Regions from separate parts of the Homo sapiens genome. Here all the other regions are linked to region 1. A link is a contact called in ENCODE Hi-C data. All regions are on one chromosome and are shown on one strand. Each heading gives the region's core, a stretch centred on a gene start or an enhancer-like site at or near the end of the contact. The rest is flanking DNA. Distances are from core to core; before and after follow the strand shown. Region 1 holds the start of ENTPD3-AS1 (ENTPD3, EIF1B and MYRIP antisense RNA 1). Region 2 holds the start of TCAIM (T cell activation inhibitor, mitochondrial). Region 3 holds the start of ABHD5 (abhydrolase domain containing 5, lysophosphatidic acid acyltransferase).

Region 1 (2,801 bases), core at 1-2,500:
ACCTAAGTCACTTTAACACAGAGATACAGCTTCAATTTACAAGCAGCCAGTTGCAAAGCTTCAGAAAAGGTTTTCAAAAAAACAGGACAATGGGTCCACTCTGCAGTCTAGGCCTGATGTTGACCCTTTTTCACAGTCCTGCTTTGTTTTGAGGCTATTAAAACCCTGCTTCATTTAAGTTCCATCTAAACTTTACACTTCCTCAAAATCCTGTAACTTTATATTTTCCTTCCCCTGGTAAAATGTCCCATGGTGTCTCTGGTGTGCAATCTCCCTCATTAAAAAAGATCGATAGACCTGGTTTTGCTGACTACAGGTTTGTCCCTGGTGGTCTTAGGCTGACTGGGCTTGAACAGTCTTGCTCAGCTTCAGGGTTCCTAAGATTGCAAATTTCAAAAACTGATACAACAAACATTTTTTCACTCCTAAATACAAATGCACCTGTCCACGTTGCCAGGTAGTTATGCACATGGCTACCATGTCAATTTGGTCATAACTAGGGTTAGGTCACTTCTCTGGAAGGTTAGTTATTAAGAACAAGAAAGAAAGTCAGGGTTCTGCACAGCTTTTGGTTTGATTCTTGTACTGACTTATGTTTCTTTTTCTTTGGGGCTACAGGTAAATATTTTGTCTGCTAAACTGACGCCCCCATCGCCAGTGTCTGAACAAACAAAACTGAGACATATCTAGTCAGCTGAAGCTGACAAATACAGGGGCCAATCTGGTTACAGGCAGGCAGTCCTGGCCTCGTGACACCGCAGAGACTGTGGGACAAGTGGACGTGCTCCTACTGTCCCTCGCATCCCCCATCTGGGCCGCGGGACTAGTGCCCTCAGGTCTATGACCCACTGCAAGAACCCAAAGCTCGACGCCCGCCCAGCCCTTCACATCCGTCCCTTGCAACAAGCAAGAGAAGAGGGGCGCGGCTTCAGGGGACGGGCGACGGTTTACAGGACAGCTCGTACACAGTACCAGCTGACATCCCCTAAGCCTGAGTGTCTAGGCCCCTGCCTCCACATTTAAGAGCCGACTGCGCCCCTTGGTGATTGGACGTCCGGACGCACCTTGAGTAGAGGCCAAGCAAACTATCGAGCCCGTCCAAAACGCCATATTTGTAACTGACGTCATCCTCATGTTGCCTTTCCTCTCTGTGATTGAGGAACCAATCAGTTGGGTGTAGCAGACGGGGCGTGGCTCTTCAGGTAGAGGCCGAAGGGGCTGAGAGCGGTCCCAGGCGGCCATCTTGATTCCTGGCATCACTCTCAACGTGCCCTCCCTCTCCGTGATTGGACGAGCAGGGCGGGCCTTCCGGAGGCACACAGCCGACCAACCAGAGATCTGCGCGTGCTCGATCTGGTCATCTGTTTTCTGACATCTGGAGCCACTAGCAGTTATCCTGTTCATTCCTGGGCGCCTGCGACCTTCCGAAGGAAACAAGACTTGCTTGGGGAAAGTTGCCTTGCCAGTATAGTGGAGCTTGGTAGAAACTTAAAAACTGCCTGGGGCTGCCTGGGATGGGGATCTCGAGATGCTTGTGGGGAGCACATTTTAGGAAACAGGGGGCTCAAGCTGCATGAAATGCTGCGGGAAATAGGAATGAGAGACGCAGAATGGTCGGAGAAAAAAGCTAGGAAGGTGTTTGGGAGTAAGATTTTGGAGTGCCTTGAATGCCAGACTAGGGAGTTTGGACTATATCCTGTAAGATAGGGGATAAAAATCAACTTTAAACAGGAGTGATATAACAAGATAATGTACTTTAGAAAATAATTCTGTAACTGTAGGGGGAGTCCCAAAGTGTTTCTCAAATTGTGTTCGGGGAAGTTCAAAGTGTGTTTGAGAGCTTGTTTTTATATGCAGATTCTTGCCCCTCACCAGACCTGCAAATAAAGTTCTCTGGTTGTACAGCCAGGAAACTGCATTAAAAAAAAACTTTTTAGGTTAACATACATTTGGTGAGAAAACGCATAAACCATATGGATAGGGCTCTGAATTTTCACAAGCAAACACTTCAGCCAGGCGGGGTGGCCCGTGCCCCTAATCCCAGCTACTCGGGAGGCTTAGGCAGGAGAATGGCTTGAGGCCAGGAGTACCAGATCAGCCTGGGCAACATAGCAAGACCCGTCTCTAAAAAAATTTAAAACAAAAATAATAACACACTCCCGTAGTTAACACCAGATGAAGAAACAACATGGCCAGCAGCTCAGAAGCTCCCCTTTTCCCCTTTAGCCACTGCTGCCTGCACCAAAGGTAAATATGATCATTACTTATAAGAACTGTAGATTAGTTTTGCCTGTTTTGAATTTGATATAAATAAAAGCATACAGGATATATTGTGTCAGCTTATTTGTTAGTGTTATTTATGAAATTCATCCGCATTGTTCCATGTAGTTGCTGTAGACTCCGTTGCTATAGATTGTTATCACAATTTATCCAGTCTCTTGTTTATGGGCCTTTGGGTAATTTCCAGTTTGGAGATAGTAGCAAAAAAAATGCTAAAATGAACATTCTTCTTCATTCATATCTTTTGCTTTGTAAATTATAAAGCAAGACAACAAGACCTAAAGACTGATTCATTCACTACCTATTTATTGAGCCCCTTACCAGACTAAGGTGAGAAAATAAAACAGAAAAGACAGCAAAGGTCCTGCCCTCATGGAACTTATTCTAACTGGAACGAAACAACACCTACGTGGGCAGCAAAACAAGTCAAACAATTGCAATTGTGATAACTCTGAGGGAAACAAGGTGAGCTAGAAAAAGAAGGGTGGGGACTTAACCTTTTTTTATGTGGTAGCCTGGTT
Region 2 (2,801 bases), core at 142-2,641, 3.9 Mb after region 1:
AAGTTCAGACAATGGAAAAGGGACATGAACTCAAATTGTTCCCAAATCTCCGTTTGCCACCTTGTGGAGAGGCATAACACTTGGGGGATTTTCTGAGGACTTTGTACTAGTGGCATATGTAACTCCTGTGCAAGTATGTGAGGGTAATAAAGTATCTGGATGGTAGGGGACAGGGGTTGATTGGGGCATGGAGCAGATGGCAAGGGGTGCACAATGAGTTTTGACATGCGTGCATTACGGAGATGCATAGAAATTCTAGTTACTTTTAAATTTGGAGGGAAGAAGTCTGGTACCAGATGCTGGCTTTAGGTAACAGGGAAGTCTAGTTACCTCTAAATTCCTCAGGTAAGGAGTTTCTGCCTAAGGATGGTCGGCTTCATGGCCACCAGGTGATCTTTGCTTTCAATTCTATTGGCTTGATTTCATCTGTGGCAGTTTCTGGGGGGAATCAAAATTATAGGAACAAAATAAAACTAACAGTAAAACTTTCATGCTGACTGGGGAATGCTTAACGTTTAAAAATAGGTGCTGAAGGGTCCAAAGCAAACAACACAAGCCGGAAAAGAAATGTTTAAAAGTTAGCTATATTTATACAAGGAAAACCAAAAGAAATACTTAAATGAGACTTTTAAAATTCGAGGCTCTCCACTGAGACTTGTTCCCTGGCGCCAGCTCCGGGAGTTCCGCAGAGCCTCGCCCCCTGCCAGGGCGCCCGGGGCGAAGGACCGCACGGCGCATGCGCGCCTCCTCCAGCAGTCCCTTTCCCCTTCTTCCCCAAGATCCAGCGCGTGCTCGGTTGCCCTTCTCCGTTCCTTGCAGGCCCTTGGGTCAGGACCCACCACCTGCCGGACCATCATTTTCCGAGTCCCTCCGGCCTAGTCGGAGTGCTCGCTCGCGCCTCCTAAAGCTCTCAGCCGAGCGCGCCGAGACCCCTCAGGGCGGCCGGTAAGAAGGCGGAGGGGCGGGGGCTCAAAGCGCGCGGCGAAGGTGCAGCAGTTACCAGGGTGCTGACGTCAGCTAGAGGCAGGGCACCGCGGAAGGTTGAATCCACGCCCTGGCTGTGCGCAGGCGCCGTAGGGGGAAGGCCTGGCACGCTCCAGCCAACCAGGGCGTCACCTGCAGCTCGTCCCCCTGCCCGGGCTTGCCTCGAGCGCCCTGCCGCCGCCGGAGCGGGGAGGGTGTTGGGGGCAGGTGGAGCCGGGAGGGCCCAGCTGAGAATTCAGGGTTGGGGGCTCAGAGGGCACTGCGGCTAGGAGCCCGTCAAAGCCTGTCGCCCACCGGGGCGAGGGCAGGTGGGAGCGCCTGGCCGTGCGTCGCGCGCTGGTTGGCCAGCTGACGCCCCAGTGCGCATGCGCGTCCGAACAGCCCTGCGGGCGGAGCGACTGTCCTCCCTTCTGGTGTACTGGGTGGGAGGTGGAACTAGTCGGACAAAGCCCTCGCGTCGGACCCTTGCCAGAACTGTAAGGAGCAAGAGGGGAGGGGCTCCGGTGGTGCATTCATGCTCCTCTAGGGGGGAAGCGGGGTCGGAGGGGAGTGCTCAGAGCCACCTTAGCGCAAAGTGCTAACTTTTGAATTGAGGCAGTGCCAGGGGACGCAGTATCCGCATCGCATCTACATTTTAACTCGCTGTGAAATGAGAACGCAAAGACGATTTAGGTTTTATTGTTTCCGACTTATATTTTTCCGAGGTCTTTGATTTACGGGAAATTGTTACGTACTAAATCTCATATAGCGAGATTTAGAAAAGGAAGCTACAGAATCTAGGCTAATGTATCTAATAGCATTTCCTGCTTTTGCTCTTTTTCTTTGCCTTTTTCCCCTACTCTAAGAAGTTCATATTCAACTGAAAAGCCATGAAAATTACCGCTTTTGTCCCTCCTTGATATAACAAACTGCTTTCAGAAACCGTACAAGATAGTCACTAAGGGAAGTCACAGTTCAAATGAGAGTGGCATGATATTAATTTTGTTAAAATAAATTACTTTCAAATAAAAGTTGTGCCAAATGGTCAAAGCTCAATCCTGAGAGCTCTATTTGGCACACACTCGGTGTTAGTTGAAAGTAAGCAAAACAAAACCGTTTTTCGTGTACTCTTCCATAATTTGGATTTTTCACTGATTTAGGTATCTTTCCACCAAATTTGGTTTGAAACTGCACAGATTTAATGCCTCACTTAGAACAGATTTTAGGTAAAATTAGAAATTTTCACTTTATGAAACAGAAACTAATATCACTGTTAAGTAGATTAAAGTAGTCATTTACAATGGTTTGTAAATAAATTTTATCCTTCCCGGTCCTCTGCCCTCTTCCAGGAAAGGCACCATTTCCTTAGAGAAGACCTTCCTGAGCTCTCCCCGCCCCATTCCAAGTGTTGCGTCTGGGAGTTTCTCATATTCTGTGCATGTTTGTATTATTGCATTTACTGCGTTGTTTTATACTTATCTGCTTGTGTCTGTTTTTACACTCCCCCCTCCCTCTAAAAGTCTTTTGAGTATTAGAATTGTCTTAATAATTTTCTAGTCCCAATGCTTTACGCAGGACCTGGCCCATAAGTGGTGATGAATGGGTGAGTTAAAGACTCGGTATGCCTCCCAAGTGTGATAAGACAGTGCAACCTCTTCAGTTATTTTATAGCATTTTCCAAGTGGAAGTATAGTGGGCTAAGTGCAGTATGGACAGGAACCACCTATGTAAGAATTTATCTGAAGACGAGAAGCCTGCGGTTGATGTGGATGTCCCAGACTTTTGGAGCTAGTGTCTGAATGAGAGCACCCAACTCTACTCTGAAGCAATGTGTCTTC
Region 3 (2,801 bases), core at 137-2,636, 3.2 Mb after region 1:
TATTAGTTATTACTATGCCTAAGAGATTATAAGTGGCTTTCCCCCCTCTAAATTACAGAAGACACCATTCCTATCCTAGAGGACTTTCTCGTGTAGTTGGAAAGATATTCGATAATGTTTATTTAAAAGCTGTAACAATTACACAAGGCTGAGAACCTGAGAGCTAGATGGGTGATAAAGACAGGTTTACAGTGGGGCTCAGAGGAGAGAAAAAGAGGGAGGAGAGTCAGGGAAGGAGAACAATGAACTGAGTCTAAAATAAAGGTTAATATATTCGCGTAGGATCTATCAAAACAGGAGCAGTATTTCAACCCATTGTTTTCAAGCACCTAGAACAAAGTGAGCCCATAGTAGACACACACCAAACATAAATGGATGAGTAGTAGTGGGTGGCAGAATTCCAAAAGCAGGTTGCACCTGATTGCTAAAAGGCTTGAAAACAGGTCAAGAAATACTGCTATTTAGGTTAGTCATTTCACCTCAATAACTCGAAGTACCTAAACATAGACTTTTTTTTTTTTTTTTGAGACGGAGTTTCGTTCTTGTTGCCCAGGCTGGAGTGCAATGGTGCGATCTCGGCTCACCGCAACCTCCGCCTCCCGAGTTCAAGCGATTCTCCTACCTCAGGCTCCCGAGTAGCTGGAATTACAGGTATGCGCCACCGCGCCCGGCTAATTTTGTATTTTTAATAGAGACGGGGTTTCTTCAGCTCAGGCTGGTCTCCAACTCCCGACCTCAGAAAATCCGCCCGCCTTGGCCGCCCAAAGTGCTGGGATTACAGGCCTGAGCCACCGCGCCCGGCCAACACCGACTCTTTTCACCCTCCCAGGTATCTAGAGAGTCGAGTGGGAGGGAAATTGCTGGCTCTGGCCACTACAGTAACATCAGCACCTAGAGCAGTGCTCAACTGACTGAAGGCTCCTGTGAGTCGCCCTCTCCCCCTGGCCCCCCAACCCGCGGGGAAAGGCTGGCGGGACGCCACACAGCACCTCGATTACGCCATTTCATTTGCCACTGCACCATCTATCGGACACTAGCTAGGCTCTTCCAGGACCGGACGCACCTCCGTCCCCAAGGTGCCACCTGACAGCCAACACCGACGGGGTGATGCATGAATACAGTCATTATTCAAATTAGCTAAAACACCTAACTCATTCGGGTGAGTCTCGCCAGTCCCTCTGGGCTGACTGTCCCGCCCCGCGCTTACACCCGGGAGCGTCGGGCGGGAGAACTAGTGCATGCTGGCTGGGGATGGCGGACGCAAAGCCGGAGGCAAGGCCGCGCACGCGCAAACGCGGGCGCGCCGCCGGGCCGTGCTAGTGCGCGGAAGACGCATGCGCTGGCGGCCTGCGCCGCCTTAAGTGCCGCGCCAGCCCGGGGCGGCCCAGTCGGCCTGTCAGCCGGCTTCGAGATAAGTCCCGGCGCTTGCGCGGCGGCGGCTATGGCGGCGGAGGAGGAGGAGGTGGACTCTGCCGACACCGGAGAGAGGTAAGCGCAGCCGGCAGGGGGCTTCGTGTGTCTCCGGCGCGCACCCTCCGCGCGGGCCGGGTTAGGGCCCAGCGGGCAGCACCAAGGAGTCGCCGCCCGCCTGGCGACGACGGGCGGCTTCCTCGACCCTCCCCGGCATGAGTCCGCGCGGCGCCCAGAGGCGTCCCGGCGCCGCTCTGCCTGGGAGAGGCTCCCCTCAGCGTCGGGGCCCCGAGGTGTCTGAGCCGGACTCCGGCCGCGCCGGGAGGCCGCCTTGACCCCGCGCGGAGGGTCCGCCCCGTTGTTGTATAAGCCACCCCGCGGGCCGGCGACGGAGCTGGCCGCGGCGGCCGCACCGGCTCGGGCTCTGCCAAGGGACCCGGCCTGCCCCAATGCCGCCGGCGGGCGGTGCCCGGTCGACCCTGCACCTGACTGCGAGGCGCGGGAAATGACCGGGTCTGTCAGCCTCCCATCGCGGCTTCCGTCTACAGGTACTACCTGTGCTCTGTCCAGCCTCAGCCACTGGACGATCCTTCCCGTAGCCGTAGGAAGGGGCGGCGCTTCCTTGGAGGGGATATTAGAGGCCCGAATTCGCCCGGGAAGCGGCGGGAGGGCGGGGGTGCCGGGAAGGAGGGAGGGGAGAAGGAGTGAGGGAAGTGGGTGTATGGCTGTGAGTTTCAGATACTTCATAGAAAGAAAGTTAGCCCTTAAGATAGAGATACACGTTCAAATGTCATAATTCATCTTTCGGATGAAGGTCTTTGGCTTGCAAGCTCCACTGTCCCTTATTTGTTTGCGCTTCTGGGATTATTCTGGCTTTACTGGCGAAGTGTGTGTTGCATGTGCCTTAGAAGAACACACATAATGTATAGGAAACTGTGGAAGTTGGAGGGCAGATGTCTAATGTGAAACTTTTTTATATACAGGTATAGTGAGTTTATTCTTTTCTACACCTAAATGACTTCTTGCACTTGTTAGTAGAAGAATAGTAGTTAATGAGTGGAATAATTAAATTGTTATGGAGGTTATTGCCTTGTTTCTCAAGGCCTGTCGTTTGTATTGGAAAGTAAACTTCCCCCATATATATTTAATTTTTTGACGTCGGTTCTACTTCAGACGTCTGGAGAAATTTGCCTAGGAAACATAACCTAAATGATAGAATATGGAGTACCATGAAGACAGGGATATTTGGAAAGATGTCATGGGGAAAAATTGTGAAATATTAGAAAGGAAGTTATTCTCTTGAGTTTTGTTTATTTGTTGAGGTTTGTTGATGAACTTCCTCGTTGCACTGAGGTGAAATGTTGAATGTCATGTGGACGCAAGTAGGAACG

Evidence for each region. Hi-C counts contacts between places; a loop is a spot of excess contacts on that map. Pooled maps may share reads with other maps.
Region 2: a loop to region 1 is called in a map of B cell, with 11 times the contacts of the local background. The contact joins the promoter of TCAIM here to the promoter of ENTPD3-AS1 in region 1. A Hi-C loop is called at or near these places in 6 of 168 maps with a recorded cell type or tissue (B cell, CD4-positive, alpha-beta T cell, ascending aorta and 2 more) and 16 of 50 pooled maps.
Region 3: a loop to region 1 is called in a map of CD8-positive, alpha-beta T cell, with 7 times the contacts of the local background. The contact joins the promoter of ABHD5 here to the promoter of ENTPD3-AS1 in region 1. A Hi-C loop is called at or near these places in 3 of 168 maps with a recorded cell type or tissue (CD8-positive, alpha-beta T cell, gastrocnemius medialis and naive thymus-derived CD4-positive, alpha-beta T cell) and 7 of 50 pooled maps.

Annotation. Positions count from the first base shown.
Region 1 is chr3:40,452,058-40,454,858 of GRCh38, forward strand. ENTPD3-AS1 (ENTPD3, EIF1B and MYRIP antisense RNA 1) reads right to left here and starts at 1,251. Exons shown (of 4, transcript NR_040100.1): 1 at 1,065-1,251. RefSeq lists enhancers at 985-1,054, 1,075-1,144.
Region 2 is chr3:44,337,375-44,340,175 of GRCh38, forward strand. It overlaps TCAIM (T cell activation inhibitor, mitochondrial), which reads left to right and starts at 1,392. Exons shown (of 11, transcript NM_173826.4): 1 at 1,392-1,460. LOC105377055 (a long non-coding RNA gene) reads right to left here and starts at 744. Exons shown (of 4, transcript XR_940782.4): 1 at 331-744. RefSeq lists enhancers at 405-1,058, 743-912 and a silencer at 1,053-1,442.
Region 3 is chr3:43,689,552-43,692,352 of GRCh38, forward strand. ABHD5 (abhydrolase domain containing 5, lysophosphatidic acid acyltransferase) reads left to right here and starts at 1,387. Exons shown (of 7, transcript NM_016006.6): 1 at 1,387-1,488. The coding sequence starts at 1,442. It also overlaps a transcript of ANO10 not described here. RefSeq lists a silencer at 1,559-2,038.